2 separate regions of the Homo sapiens genome follow, and region 1 is linked to region 2. Evidence: chromatin loops called from intact Hi-C (ENCODE). Cell type or tissue: PC-9. All regions are shown on one strand.

Region 1 (8,000 bases), 560 kb before region 2:
CCTTTGGAGATGTCTTTTCAGGTTTTTGCATTTCTGACAACCGGATGGGCCCCACCCAGGAACTGACTCAACACAAGAAGACAGTTTCCACTCCCTATGATTTCATCTCCAACCCAACCAACCAGCATTCCTTACTCCCTGGCTCCCTACTCACCAAGCTATCTTTGAAAAACCACTAACCTCTGAGCCTTCAGTGAGACTGATTTGAGTGATAATAAAACTCCAGCCTCCTGTACAGCCAGCTCTGCATGAATTAAACTTTTTCTCTGTTGCAACTCCCCTGTCTGGATAATTCAGCTCTGTCTGAGCAGTGGTTCAAGGAGAACCCGCTGGGTGGTTAGAATCAGCTTCACTTTCAAAGGGCCTACAATGTCCTCATTAATTTCTTCCCCTTCAAAGATGACTGTGATCACATGTTTTCAATATCGTCCTTCCACCCTTGGCCCATGATAAGGGCAGAGGGTGGTAGATGCAGTCACTACTGAATTTCATTATCCCAGTGGGCATTTTTGGCCTGCTCAACTGGACTGACTGCAGAGCAAGTGTTCCACCTTGACCTTGATTTTGCCATTTGCATATGGAAACCTTTTTTTTTTTTTTCCTTTCTAAATTCAACTCTTTGGTAATCCCAGTGAAAGAAATGGGTGTGTGGGCAACTGGAAGGAAGTGGGTGTGTCCTAGGTTGTAGGATTGCTGAGATGTAGAAATGCTTATGCTAGAAAGGTATGAGAACAGTTGGTCTGGTCTTGCTGTTAGTAGAGACAGATAGAACAAGACAAGGTGGGAACAACATGGAGTGGGCAGATGTTTGTGGTGAAGTCCTGGCATCTATTGTCTGAGGGTCCCCTATCAACATCACCTCCAACCAACAATTATTGAATATTAACCAGCATCCCCTGCATTTATAGGATGAATTGTTAAAGCACCATCCAATAAAGTACATTACTGCTGCTACTCACCCTAGAGCACATAGAATTCTCCTGGAGAGAAATAGATTGACCAAAAATCGGGGCCTGCAATTTGGAGCATCTTCCTTTGTGACAGTTGATTTGGGACTCACATTTAAGGCGCATTTGTTTCTCCATTCACAGAAAATTTATATTAATATTCATCAGGCTTTTATTGTATCTTGTTCTGGAAATCTGCTCTGGAAAATAACTATGACCCCTGGTCTTCTGCCCTGTCATTTTCTCTCTAATTTTTGGCTTTGAAAATTTATCTGTCTATCTGTCTATCTATCTATCTATCTATCTATCTATCTATCTATCTATCTATCTATCTTTATTCTTGATGGTACTTTAAAAAAGTAACTCATGCCTCTAGTTTAAAATAAACTATGCTGGGCATGGTGGCTCACACCTGTAATCCCAGAGCTTTGGGAGGCTGAGGAGGGAGGATTGTTTGAGGCCAGGAGTTTGAGATCAGCCTGGGCAACATGGCGAAAGTCCACCTCTACAAAAAAATTTAAAAAATTAGCCAGGTGTGGTGGCACATGCCTGTGGTCCCAGCTGCTTAGGAGGCTGAGGCAGGAGTATCACTTGAGCCCAGATGGCTGAGGTTACAGTGAGCTGTGATTGGACCATTGCACTCCAGCCTGGGTCACAGAGAGAGACTCTGTCTCAAAAAAAAAAAAAAAAAAAAAAAAAAAGTCAAATAGTACAAAGGTTACTAAGTGTGTCTATCTTCTTGAGGTGCCTCCCTGGTCCCCCAGTGTGAAAGCTGTGTATACCACAGATCCAAATCAAGCTGTCCCAAATACCCTTCAGACTTGGTGATGATCTTCTAGTCATTTTACTTGAACATGGAACAGCCAAATAGACAGAAACCCAATTTCATTTATGTGTTTTAGTAGGTGAGAGATGTTCCTTTTAGACCTGGGGAGACAGAAAGAATCTTAAGACCTTGGCACTGTCACCAGCCAGTTACACTCCAGTTAAGGAGACTTGACGAAGCATGAAAGTTAAATAGTGCCAAAGACAAAAATATGGCAAGGTGGGGTTGATTAGTCACCAAAGGAATTTACATCAAAGGCATTACCATGTTTGTTATGTAGGTGCCAATAATAATGAAATGCCACTCTACGGTATTTGGGAGGCCAGAAAATTTAACAAAAAGGAAAGTGGCATCCTCAGTCTTATTGGAGGCAGCAAAGCAAACAGACACTGGAGATGAATGGTCTTGGGTTTGGGTCCCAGCTCTGTTCTACTAGCTGAATGATCTTGGGCAAAGTACCTCAATTCTCTGAGCCTCATTTTCCTTATAAGATGGGACTACTGATAATATCTACCTCAGAGAACTGATAGAAGGATTAAGTTACATTTGGCATAGAAGATGGATCAATATATGGTAACTCTTATTAAAATTAAATAATATAAAAAAGAATGTGTTTGGTTGCCAAGGGAGTCTAGTCTTCCAATGTAGCAATAATAAGTGTATAACACAGCAAAATTTCATCTTTATTAGATTGCTTGTTTAAGTAGATTTTTTTTTTTTGAGACGGAGTCTCTCTGTGTAGCCCAGGCTGGAGTGCAGTGGCTCGATCTTGGCTCACTGCAAGCTCCGCCTCCCGGGTTCACACCATTCTCCTGCCTCAGCCTCCCAAGTAGCTGGGACTACAGGTGCCCGCCATCACGCCCGGCTAATTTTTTTGTATTTTTAATAGAGACGGGGTTTCACCATGTTAGCCAGGATGGTCTCGATCTCCTGACCTTATGATCCGCCCGCCTCGGCCTCCCAAAGTGCTGGGATTACAGGCGTGAGCCACCGTGCCCGGCCTAAATAGCTATTTTTAATATGATAGAATATGTCCTGAGCACGTACTTTGTGCTAGGTGCTCTGCCCCAGTAGAAGGAACACTGCCCCCACCAGTAATGTGCTCACAGTATTCTAGGGGGCAAAAGAAAAAAAAGCTAAGAGGCAATGACATGGCAGTGTGACACGCCTTGCAATGACAATCACAGCAAGGGTGCTTTAGATGCACACACATCTTCGGGGTGGCGGTGAGGGAAGGTTTTCCAGAATAGATGATGTCTAAGCTGAGATCTACCAAATGGGGGGTTGACCTCAGCAACCACAGTAGTAGACTTTTTGGGTGTGCTTCCTGTGGACCAGTTACTGTGGTGTGTGTTTCATGTGAGTTTTCTCATCTCGTACTCACAACAAAGCTATGAGGTGGAAATTATTCTGCCCACTTTACTGGTGAGGAGACTGAGGCTTAGAGATGTAAAGCTAACTTTCCATGAAAAATGTAGCTAGTAGATGGAGAATCTGGGATTGAAACACATCACGTGTTTGAGTCCATCAGTACCATCTGTCTTGTAAGACCATCCTATATAAAATTTATAAAGTGACAGCAAATCAGGTTAGCAGAAAAGACATTACCCTTAGCTAGGCCATCTATAGGAAGCCAGTGGGAGAAATGGTTTTCTAAGATGTGGGTATGCATGAAATAGGAAGTGTAGATAGCGCTTGGGGAGGAGAGTGATGTGATTCCAGGGGGTTGTGAAAATGAGGCATCCAGACATGAGGATCAGGTAGGGGAGAGGCTGGGCGAAGGAGACCCAGGAAAGAGAGCAACAGTAACTAAGGTGTGGACAGATGAAGGCTGGTACTCATGCTTCTTCCCACTGCAAGAAGAGGAGCCATGTGTCATTTCCTCTCTGTGACTGTGAGCAGCCCTTGGCCCCTGGAACTCCCCAGGTACAACCGGAACAACATCATGGTGCACTGGGCTTACTTTTAAGCCTAGAACATGAAGAGAGCTGGTTAGAAGGGGACAAGCAAAGGACTGGAAGGATTAGGCACACACATTCCACCATGTGCTTGGTGCCATAGAGCAGTTTGAGTCTAGACAAATTGACAGTCACTGCCTAACATTCTCCATTTCTGTTGTCCAGCTGGATAATCAAAGTTCCATAACAGATTCTTTTTGGTTTTAATCATGAGTTGTGTGGGGGACACCAATGGGGCTAAGAATTAATTGTCCATATATCATTTTTTGAATTGAGCCTTTTATTCTAAAACAAGCAAGAAGCATTGGACCTGTCAGTTTCTGAGGCAGAAACTTCCTCTCAGAATGGTGTGTGGGCATTCATGGGATAGTCCTTGAACACTGTCCTTGTCCTAATAAAAGCAGCTTACTTTTATTTAGAGTGCTTGTTTCTTGACAGATTTTACTTAAGAGCTTTATAGTTAGTCCTTTTAACAACCCTTTTCCAAGCAAAGACATGGCTGGTAGAGGCAGAATGAGTAACTTGCCCAATGTCTGCCAGCAAGGAGGTGGCAGAGCTGGGATTCTTGATCGCAAACACCGCCCTTGACTGTCTCTGCCTGTGGCTAGTGATGCAATTGTCCCACGTGTCTATCTGATGGGCTGTTTGCCAGAAAAGCCTTCTGAAATGCTTTGGGCTGCACAGGGCCCCAGTTAAAATGTGTGTATGATTTAAACTGACACTTGTTAACCTTGCGGTTATTTATTGAGTGACAATTACATATCAGGCACCCAGCTAAATTCTGTGAATGTAGTAAGCAGATCAGACCTGGACTCTGTCCTCATAGAGCTAAATAGATATGTGCAGAGGACAAAATGCTATGAAGGAAATGAATGGGTGGTGAGACAGAGAATCACAGGGGAGGGCTCTCTGATGAGGTGGCATTTAAGTTGGGACCTACAGGTGAACCAGGATGAGAATCAGTAAGAAGCCCCTACAATGGGAGAGGGCTTGGCGGGTTGGAGGAATGGAAAGGAGGTTGGTGTGACTTAAGCGCAGAGGAAAGGGAGAGATGCCCAGGGAGTCTGAGGCAGGTGCTGGCCGAGGCACATGGCTGCACAGGCCCCATGTAGTAGGCACATTTAGCACTGAAAATATGTAAAAGTCTCTGAGATGAAACAACCACGATAACCAAAACCAAGACCCAGGTATGCTTTGTCATAGGATCAGGTACCAATGAAGTTCTTGGGAGCTGTGAAACATGGCTGACTTGACCAGACCAGAAGTTTCCAAATCTTCCTTGGTCGCAGAACGCTTAGTGCTTCAGTAATTTTTTCATGGCATCTGTAGGCCAAAAGAAATACCAAATAGATTCATTGATTAACTAGTTAGGGTCAAATCGCTTAAAAGTCTTTATGTGCTAAAAACTTTGTATTGGCCATTTGAAAAAAAATGATACATTGAAACAAAAAAAATATTTTTTTGTATTCTGAAATCATCACAATTACTTACTCATGGGATGTGTGGCCTGCTGGGCACTGTGCAACTCCTTAAACTTTGGAATCAGAGTGGACACTGCCACCTTCATTTCCTGTTCCACACTGATTTCCTTGTGGCACTTGCTTTTTGTCACAGTAACTGCCAAAAACATGGCTTCCCCAAAAGATGCCATCACTGAAAGGAATATGACGTAATCTAATGTTGAAACCATGAACAACCCTGAGTTTGTGCAGTGTTCAACAGATATGGAGGATCCTGTCTTTCCCTTGGAAAATTTAAAATACCTCCCAACAGTCCTGTGAATTTACTATGCTACCCCAGGGTGACCTGGTAGAGAGTTTGGAACCACAGCTAGCCATAGTACTTTCAAACTACTAAAGTTAGATATCTCTTTGCCACCAAATCCCTCCTCAGGGCCATATGTGACCCTGCATTTTGTGCAGGGATTCCAGGAAGCAAAGTTGTCACTCTTTCTGGAAACTGTATCCTATTTGCCCAACCATCAATAGGGGTACCTCTGGAGTGCGAACCCAGCCTGGCTTATTTGAATAGAGGAAAGGAGGAAAGGGGTGAGTAACATGTACAGATGGTCAGCAGTAGTATGAAAGCATGTGAGGTTGAACCAAGAGGAAATGAGTAGGTGATACACAACCATAATTTTGGGGCCCTTGATGAAGAAATGAGTGCTGAAATTCTGAAGGGTTTGTTATTGTGCAGACCTGCAGTTAAGCTGGCTAAGCTTTAGGTGTTGCCTCTGCAGTCAGGAACATCCTGCCAGAAGGCAATTAAAGAGTGGAAGAGCAGAAATGCAGAGAAGGAATTCAACACCTGCTCCACCAGCACGTTCCTTGGTCGCTCTCGTCTGTTTCCCTAGCTGGATCACATTCTTGGTGAATGAGAGAAAGTATGAGGATTAATGAGCAGACCTGTCTTTGGGATACCCTAGAACCATGATGCAATGCAAATATCACAGTATCTCAAAGGACAGTAGCCAGTAGAGCCAGTTGACTTCAAGTCAGTTTAACTTTCTCTTTCTGCATAAAGTCATGTATGCAAATCATCTAGGATGGCTGAGATGCTGATGAAATGAGTTCCCATGGCAACTGGAAGATTATCCTTACATCATCTTTGTGATGAGCAAAGTTCAGTGAAGACCAGAGGGAAGTAAAATTCTTGCTTGTCACTGAACTTGGACTGTTTACTCAACCTCTATTGCTTGGTTTTCTCATCTATAAGATGAGAATAATACTGAGATGGGATTGTTCCCTTGACCTCCTCATGGGACTTGCAACATTGGTGACTTGTTTACTTGGCCACTGCACTCAAACCCCTTGCATGAGGGGGAGCACACAGGAGAGCAGGAGCAGGAGCTGGGGTGATTGCCTTTGGAAGCCATTAGGAACAAACTGTGTACCAGCCTGTGGCAGTGTCTAGGGGTTGTCCATGACCTCTGGAGCCCAAGGGGGCATGTGTTACAAACAATACTCTTTTAGCATTTGCTGTCCACAGACAGCTAAGTGTTTACCCGCTCAGTGGAGGGTTGGGGTGACAGCCTTTCACACCCTGCCCTCTTGATACCCAGGTTCTTGTCCTATGTCCAGGAAGAATCAGGTCACAGGGACTTGAAGGATGGTGAATGTGGAGACTTTATTGAGTGGTGGAGGTGGCTCTCAGTGGGATGGGGAGCTAGAAAGGGGATGGAGTGGGAAGATACTCTTCCTCTGGAGTTCAGCCATTCCTGGCCAAATTCCTCTCCAACCATAGTCTCCGATGTCCAGCTGCCTCTTCTACTCTTGATGTTCAGACACTTCTTCCCTTCTCTCCTTCTCTGCTGCACCGCTCTGCTCCTCTGCCAGTGGAACTTGGAGTTTTTGTGGGTACAGGGTGGGGAGGGAAGTGTGGCATGCCAGGGTGGTTTTAGAAAAGGCAACATTCGAGCGGGAAAACAGGGATGTGAAGTTCTCATCTAGGGCTGCGGGTCCAGGCTTGAGGGTGGAGTCCTTGCCATGGACCCTGCCCTCTTCTACCCAGTATTTCCCTTCCTCCTGTCCTTATCAGTACAAACCCAGACCTTTAAGTTGTTACAAGAAGTAATGATACTCACTAAGCCAAAACCATAGTGTCAGGTACTATGCTGATGCTTTATATACACTAGCTTATTTTATACCTAAAACAATCTTACAAGGAAGACATATTATAATCCCCATTGATATCTGAGAAAAATGAGGCACAGAGAGAACAAGTAAGTTGATATCAAAAATGGCAGGGCAGGGATAATAAGATACATCTAGTATAAGATTTGGTTGAGATTATGAGTATGAGATCTTAGCCCATTGCCTGCCCACAGCAGTACTCAGCAAATGCTAGGCTATTATTATTACTGTTATTTTTTGTTAATTCCATTACTGTTATTATTTGACCAGGGGAATCATCTTAGGCTTTATGGAGGAGTTGACATTTTCAATCAGCTTTGAGGGTGGGTAGGCTTTGGACAGACAGGGATGGGGCAGAAGAACATTCTGGACTATGGGCACAACAAGAGCTAAGGCTAGGAGGTGGGACTGTGTAACTTTGAGATGGAGAATAGGGAGGAGACCTCAAAGCAGAACCTTAGGCTCTAAGGGAAACAAGACAGAAGGATTCTGCTGACAAGACAGTAAAGTAGCCTGCTCATCTGGTGGTAGGCACTGTGTCAGCGTTCTAGGTTGTAAATGTAGGAAGTAAGCAGATCAGAGGTTTGCTCAACAACCTGCCTAGTGAGCCAAACTGCTTGCTCTTGAGGCCATGTAG
Region 2 (8,000 bases):
AAAAAAAAGGAATGTTTGAAATGAGGTGAAGTTGAACCTATTCAAAGACAAATGACTGACATGCTAACTCCTGGGGCCCTCCCACTCTTCAAGGCCCCACCCTGGGTGACATTTCCTGTTGCCACATCTTAGTCAACAGCCCAGTTGATGGTAGAGTCAGTGTTTTTCCCAAGTTTGTGTCTCCCACACAATCTGACATGATGCCTGGCACAAAGCCCTTGCTCAACCGATGTCCATGGAACAAATGAAAGAGTGGATGTAATGGATCCTCACTTTCCCCATCTATAAAATGTGGAAAACACCTGCCTTTTAAGCAGTGTGTGCAGTGGAGAAATTCCTCTTCATCCCTTTGCTGGTGGGAGGTGAGAATGTGGGGGTTTTCCTTCCTCCTATGCCTCTGGCGTGTGTCTATTCCCCTCCTGATGAGTCATACAGGAATCAGACACTGTCGCTCTCGGACAGAACACGTCAGGTACTTGCTTGGGAGCAGCAGGCCCATGAATCTGTGCTGCATCCCCCGCGGTTACCTAGGGAACTCTGGGGCACAGCCAGGAAGGGGGACTCTGCAGACAGAGAAGGCTCTGGCCAGTGTCCCCACCTCTGCCTCAACAGCCCGGCAGGACCTTACCATTCTCTAGTTTGGAACCAGCATCCTGTCCCTCTAGAGGACCCAGGCAAGAGGCCCTGAAAAGCATCAAGGTTCCCACCCCAAATGTTCAAACAGGCAGAAGCAATCAGTTAGCAAATGACTGCACCAGGAATCAGGGCAGCTGGGACCTGGCCCTGTGTCTTAGTCCTTCCCTGTACCCAGGCAACAATAAGTAAATCCCTCTTCCTTCCACTCTCTGTCCATGTGAAGCCTAAATGACGCAATATACTAAACTGCTTAGCATAGCCCTGATATCTAGCAAACAATTAATAAAAGCAGCTGTAAATTTAACTACTATTTTTGTTATTAGTAGGAGTAGTGGTATATTATCCTCACTATGATCCTCCAAGTGTTATCCCATTTTACAGATGAGGAAACTGGACTCAGTGGTTAAGTGACTTGCTCAAAGTCCTTTAGCTAAGAATTGGATCCACTGGTAATGGCCAAGTAGCTACTTTAAAGGGTAGAAATTATTCTGGCAACTCCCGTGGGAGTGTGTGGGAAGGGCGGCCACATTCACTCAGCTCCATTCACACCCAGACAGGCTCTCTTACTGTGGCTGCATAGCAACCAGAACACCTCCAGACCTGGCTCCAAACCTCACATCCCCTCATCTTCAAATCCCATGTCTTAAGAGCACCTGGGTACTCCTTGGCTCTGATTGGGTCAGGAGTCCTCCCCTAGAGCTGGAGGGGAGGGTCCGCCTGGGCCCGACAGGTGGAAGACTCAGGGCACAGCTTCCGTTACAAAGGGAGGCTAAAAGTAGGCTGGGGTCCAAACAAAAGTCACCTGACCTGTACACACACACACCTGTATGTGTGTGTGCACGTGCATGTATGCGTGTGTGTGTGTAAATACTAGAAAGCATTTGCCGAAATGTTAACAACGATGTTCTCTTGATAGTGAAATGAGACTGATTTTCTTTTCATTTTGTATGTCTTTCCATAGTTTTGCAATGAGCACAATTTACCTTAATAATTTTTAAAAAGCTGCTTGCATTTGTTTAGTATTTGAACAATGAAAATAGCATACAGTTATTTTTAAGACTATGGGTCTGGACATTAGAGACCTCAGTTCTGGTTCTGGCTCTGAGTGACCATGGTCAAGTAACTTGCCTGGCCTCAGTTTCCCCACCTGGGAAATGAGGAAAGGGCTACACAACTTCTACAGTCCCTTCCAGCTCTGATTCTAAATGCCTCTCTCCTATGAAGGCACAGCACATGAAAAAGTGTGGATAAGCTAGGTTCTAGGAGACCTGCTTTAATTCAAGGAAAGTAGTTGTTCCCAAAAAGAAATTAATCCTGAATGCAAATGGGTACATTTGTGGAACTGAAAAAGTTTCCTCACAAATCGTGTGTGCTTCCCAGAACCTTAATGGAAGGCACCTCCTCAATGGAGACCAGGTGGCCTACTCCAGCCCAGAAAAATCTCTCCCTCCCTTAGACGGAAGAAGGATTAGCATTACTGAGTGAGCCTACTATGTGTCAGGCCCACTCCAAAGTGCATTATACACATTGTCTAATTTAAATTCATAGCACTTGTGATCATCAGTTGTTTGGCAAGTAACAAGATACTGAAGTCTCCTGAAGTGTTGTTTAACTGCCACACCATTATTGAATGTGAGTCCATGACTCTCTTCCCATAAAGAGCCTTGGGAGAAAGAAATACTTTTAATTCATCCTTGTATGAACTTCAGACCCTAACACAGTGCTCAATAAATATCTGCTAATCACTAGAATCTTCCTCCTATCATCAGTGTTTGATGGGCTCCATAGAGTCAAGAATTTGACCAGCTCATTGGAGCACACAGCTTTAGTTAAGAAAGTGATGATCTTAGTTAAAACTGAAAGGAGAGGAAGAGGAGCCAACAGATCAAGTCACTATCCAGCGTTAGCAGGAACCTATCTCTTTGAAGAGTTCATAACATGCACCAGGCCTGTAGGAAATAGGACATTGGTAGAATTTGAGAACAAAAGGTTAGAAAAGGTCAGATTTGGGGGTTGCTGGAAGCAACAGGAGACCATTGGGATCTTGGGGAGGGGTTATAGTTGAAAGGAAGAGAGGGTTGCAGAGAGGAGAATAGGTTTCTAACACAAAATTCACTACAGAAATAGAAAAATTGTGATAGACACATAGACAATCCAACAAAGCAAGCCTCCTCCTACACAATTTTGCATGCTGGAAGCTGAGGTTGCAGGAATGCAATGGGCATTTGGAATCAAAAAGGCTGGGCCAGAAACAAGAATGATAACTTTAAAATGTCTAAAAAGAGAATGCCATTGAAAGACAAAAGTTTCACAAATACTGCTTTATTTTGACTTTCAGTTAAGGCTGAGATCAAACTGTCCTTTTCATTCATTCATTCACTCACTCATCTAATAAATATTTACTGAGCACTTACTAACCATTAGACAATGCACTAGTCCCTTGGAGGAACAAAAAGAAACACTGCCCTGCTCTCATTGAGCCTGAAGCCTAGGGAGAGAGACAGAGTGTGATCAAAGAGTCATATGCAGAAGTATGTAACCACAAACCATAGCAAATGCTATAAAAGAGAGAGAGGTGATTTTCTGGGTGTGGAAAACAAAGGAACCTTGCCTAGACTGAGTGGGGAGGGGCAGGACAGTCTTCCCTGAGGAAATGACCCTGAGCTGAGGTGTGATGAATGGAGACACTAGGCAAGAATAAACTACAGCAAGTGAAAGTCAATGCCATTTTTTTTTTTTTGAGTCAGAGTCTTGCTCTGTCACCCAGACTGGAGTGCAGAGGTGCAATCTTGGCTCACTGCAACTTCCGCCTCCCAGGTTCAAGCAGTTCTCCTGTCAGCCTCCCAAATAGCTGGGATTACAGGCACACAGCACCACACCAGGCTAATTTTTGTATTTTTAGTAGAGATAGGGTTTCGCCACATTGGCTAGGCTGGTCTTGAACTCCTGACCTCAGGTGATCTGCCAGCCTCAGCCTTACAAAGTGCTGGGATTACAGGGGTAAGCCACCGCACCAACCACAATGCCATTTTTAATGAGCCCAGTGGAGGCAAGACTGGCCAGACTGGCAATCAGAAAACCTGGGTTTAAGACCTGCATCCTATAAGAATCCTCTCTATGAGACATTCAACCAAGTTAAGAACCCTCTCTATAGACATTCAACCAAGTTATGCATATAAGAACCCTCTCTATGAGACATTCAACCAAGTTATGTGTATAAGAACCCTCTATATGAAACATTCAACCATTTTACAGATGACCTCCATTGGATCATCTGTAAAAGTGGGGATGTTGGACCAAAATAATGTTTCTCAAAATGTAGTCTTCTGCAATCAAATCATTGGGTTACTTACAAAAATATAAATTCCTGAACCCCATTTCAAACCTGCTGAATTAGGATATCTAAGGCTGAAGCCCAGGAATCTGCATCTTAAGGCTTGCTCTAGATGACTTTTATTCCCTGTAAAGTTTGAGCATAGCTGGCTATGCAGACAAACCTTTGCCTACTCAACACTCTACATTCCTTCCTTTCTAAATTCCAGGCTCTTGATGGAGCAGGACCAAGAAGGGGAAAAGTGAGCAGTTCCCTAGACTGAACAAAGGAAAATTCTAAAGTTTTTGAGTGGCAACAAAGGGCCAAACTTTCGCACCTGGAGATGATCCATCTGTTTTAAGGAGAAGTTCCCCGGCTTGACTTGAGAGCTCCAGACTGAATACTCTTTTTTCTTTTCCACTTAGTCCCTGGGATTTAATTGAAAATACAAATTCCCTGGCATTCACTCCCTTCCCTTTGCTTCCTTCTCTTCATCCCCTTCCCAGAGGACCTGGAAGATGGAGGTTCACACGAGTCCCCCTGCCTTCCCTGCCCTTCTAGGGTATGAATGGCCAGCCTCCAGTGAGATGATTTATAGCCTTCGAGCCTCTTTGGTCTGATACACAAGGAAAATTCCTGTTGACACTAATTGTACCAATGGCCATGAATTATATAGTCCAAGGACCTGCCACTCCACCTGCTGAACTGAGCTGGGTTTCTCTCCCAATGCACAGCAAGTTCACTGGCCAACTGCCTGCCACACCCCATTCCCCAAGCTCACCAACACCCACACCGGCTTGATCTCCAACCTCACTGTGGATAGAAATATTTCCAACAAGCCCTGGCTCTCTGGATATGGCAATTTCAGAAGTTGCCTCTCAAAGGCCAGATATATTATTTCTGCCTACCTGATAAGATTCTTGTATTAGAATGAGATAATTCATGTAAAGTATATAACAGATGCCTAGTACACAGAAGTTCTCAACAAATGTTAGCTGTTATTATTTGTATTGTTGTTCTTTTACCAGCCGCTGTTTGTTCAGGGCAATTTATGTCAGAAAAAAAAAATGCATCAGTGACATCATTTGGCAAGTAAAGCTCTGTAAGGATAGCTGAGAGATTAACAGAGAAAATCTGTACCTAAATACTCCAGATACTGAGAAATCTTTTGTGTGTTTTTAAGATTATACAAAAATATCCATAATAACTAACATTTATTGAGAGCTTTCTAGGTGCCAGGCACAGTTCCATTTAATCTTCCCAACAACTCCATGTGGTAAATACTATTAAAATCCCCATTTTACAGATAAACAGATAGAAGCTTAAATAAATAAAGTAACTTGCCCAAGGTCACAAAGCCAGGAAGTGGCAGGAGCTAGAATTTTATCTGTCTGGATGAAGCCAGTTTGGTGTTTAATAAGCTACTTCCTTAGGGCTAACTGGCGTTTCTCATGCTGTCTTTGTCTTTGGCATCTATAGCTGTTTGTTCTCTCTCTCTCTCTCTCTGTCACACACACACACACACACACACACACACAGAGTTGGTTGCCATCATGGGACCAATAATTTTTGCCCTCCTTAAAGACAATTATTGAATCAGGTCTCCCACCCTTCTTGGAAGAGTTAAGGCAGGATCCTGACATAAACTCACTTAAGGTTCCCCAGGAAGTGTTAGGAGGAGAGATTCAATCCTCAGACCTCACCATGGAGACAGGCACATATTTGTGTTGTGCACACAGCCCAGCACAACTTCTGCCTCTCTGGACTGCCTGTGCTCTAATCCCATTTCTGAGTAATTTTGGACAAGTTAATGAATCTCTCTTATCTTCAGTTTTCTCACCTGTAAATTGGAGCTAACGGTATCAACCACGCTATGGTTTGAATATGGTTTATTTGGCCCCATCAAGTCTCATGTTGAAATTCGATCCCCCAGTGTTGAAAGTGGGGCCTGGTGGGAGGTGTTCGGATTGTGAGGGAGGATCCCTTATGAATGGCTTGGTGCCATTCTTGCAGGAGTGAGTGAGAGCTTGTTGTTCAAAAGAGCCTGGCACGTCCTCCTCTTTCTTCCTCTTTCCCCACGTGATGCCAGCTTCCCTTCCCCTTCCACTATGGAGTGGAAGTAGCCTGAGTCCCTCACCAGAAGCAGATGCCTGTACCATGTTTCTTGTACAGCCCCAATAAGCCTTTCTTCTTTATAGACTATCCAGCTTCATGTACTCCTTTACAGCAGTGCAAGCGATTAAGACATACCACGGAAGTGTTGTTCGGAGAATTAAATGAGATGACGCATATGGATTCACTTGGCACAATGCTGCATGCATAACTGCACTCAGTAAGTCATAGTTAATTCAAATGGGGCCAAAGAAAGCAGGCAATGCTTACCTGTAAGTGGGTAGCGCTCCAAAGGGCAGGGGAAATATTTGGGGCCCTCCCAGGCACTTGCAATTCACACCTCATAGCTAATTGCCATTATACCAGGCTGCTCCTGTCTAAAAGTCTCCACAAAATCTCCCCCATTCCCCGAGCACTCACTCAAGAAGTGCCACAAGAAGCCAAAAAACCAAAATACTGCCTCTTTCTCCCCTCATCTTTTCAGGACTCCCAAGGCAACCTTCCAAATCTTTTGGTTTGGTGTCCAGTAAACAGCAGAGACACACTGGGCATTTCCTGTCCCAGCATTCCTCAATGCACAATGAAGATGGGCAAAGGAAACTGCCTCTTTCTCACGCTGCTCCCCCCTTCACTATGCTCCCCGTTCCCAAGTCATGCCACATGCTATTTCCCAAGCAAGCCCACACTCATTCCAAGACCCTACACTGCCACCTCTGCCAGACAATGGAGATGAGAAGGCAGAAACCGCCTTCTGACATCACTCCCTTGCCTTGCTCCCCTGGGGCCTGGTCTGTCCTCTCCAAAGCTGGGCTCTAACACTTTGTCCAGATACAATTTTTGGATGACCCCAAGGAAAAGGTTCCCACCACTTCCTTTAGACTTTTCTGAACTTGGTAGCTACAAGTGAAAATCCCCCAAAAGGGTTGGATGGTTTGGTTCAGAGAGCACAAAAAAAGGAAGAAGAGAAAGGATGGAGAAACTTGAGATTTGTGTCATGTATTTATTTCCTTATTTAACTCACATCCCTGTTCAATGTCAGACACAATTCTCTATGCATCCTCCATTGCACATTCCCGTTATTTATCTTAGACTGTAAACTACGGGAGGACAAGGAAGGCCGGCATCAATTCACTACATTCAGTTCAAGTTCTGTTCCATAATAAATGGTGAAACACTTAATTAGTTCTATTGCCCAAAAGTGAAAGAGGTTATGCCTAGACAAAGAGAGTTACAACAGAGAGGCTCCTCAAACAAAAATAAAAGCAACAAAATGGAAATCAATTGATCAAGGGGCCCTGCCAAGGACTTGGCACTTAGGAAGCCCCTATAAGGAATTCAGGAAAAGTGTAGGGTAAAGAACGTATCCACAGCTGCATCCACAGCTTGCAGCAAATTCTCAATAAGGTCTAGAACCCAAAAAGTTTTAAGAACCACAGGTAAAAGACAGCCTTTTCCCTTAAGAAATTTGAAGTGGAAGAGATACATCTTATATATACATACATACATATACGCACACACATATATATCCTACATACATACAAACAGGTTTAAATTATAGAGAACATCAATATAATAATAGTAGAGTTCTTTGTTGAGTGTTTTTACGAGCCAGCTCCCAGCCTGAGCAACACAGACTATATACAGTTCATTTAATTTTCACAACCACCTAGAATGTGCATTATCTCAAGAAATAGAAAGCATTATCCTCTGGGCACAGATGAAAATAAAGAGGCTGAAAGAGTTTATGTAGCTTGCCCAAGGTCACACATCTGGGTCAACTAAAGCCGGGATTCAAACTCAGAATCTGTGCCATGCTGCAGAAACAGATGAAAGTGGTGGCAAAAGCAAGTTGTGGGCATGGAGTCAAATCTCCTGGCTAGTGACCCTGGCTCTACCTCAGACAAATTTCTCCCTCTTTCTGGGCCTTCTGTGTTCTCAT

The links. Hi-C counts contacts between places; a loop is a spot of excess contacts. Peaks named below come from ENCODE experiments on the same cell type or tissue, not always from the same donor. Only the 100,000 strongest peaks of a DNase experiment are listed, where the experiment ranks them.
Region 1: it touches region 2 in a loop (4-fold over the local background); 18 of 110 quality-filtered maps call a loop at or near these places.

Annotation. Positions count from the first base shown.
Region 1 is chr5:159,337,667-159,345,666 of GRCh38, forward strand. All of the region lies in intron 2 of IL12B-AS1 (IL12B antisense RNA 1), which reads left to right. Among named protein-coding and RNA genes, the nearest start is that of IL12B-AS1, 10 kb to the left of the region's middle. In PC-9, no CTCF peak of the experiment used is centred here; DNase peaks (open chromatin) are centred at 85, 1,985, 4,365 and 6,105; H3K27me3 peaks cover 1,377 bases.
Region 2 is chr5:159,902,499-159,910,498 of GRCh38, forward strand. It overlaps a transcript of ADRA1B not described here. Among named protein-coding and RNA genes, the nearest start is that of ADRA1B, 10 kb to the right of the region's middle. In PC-9, no CTCF peak of the experiment used is centred here; DNase peaks (open chromatin) are centred at 73, 393, 3,223 and 4,643; H3K4me3 peaks cover 692 bases; H3K27ac peaks cover 6,627 bases.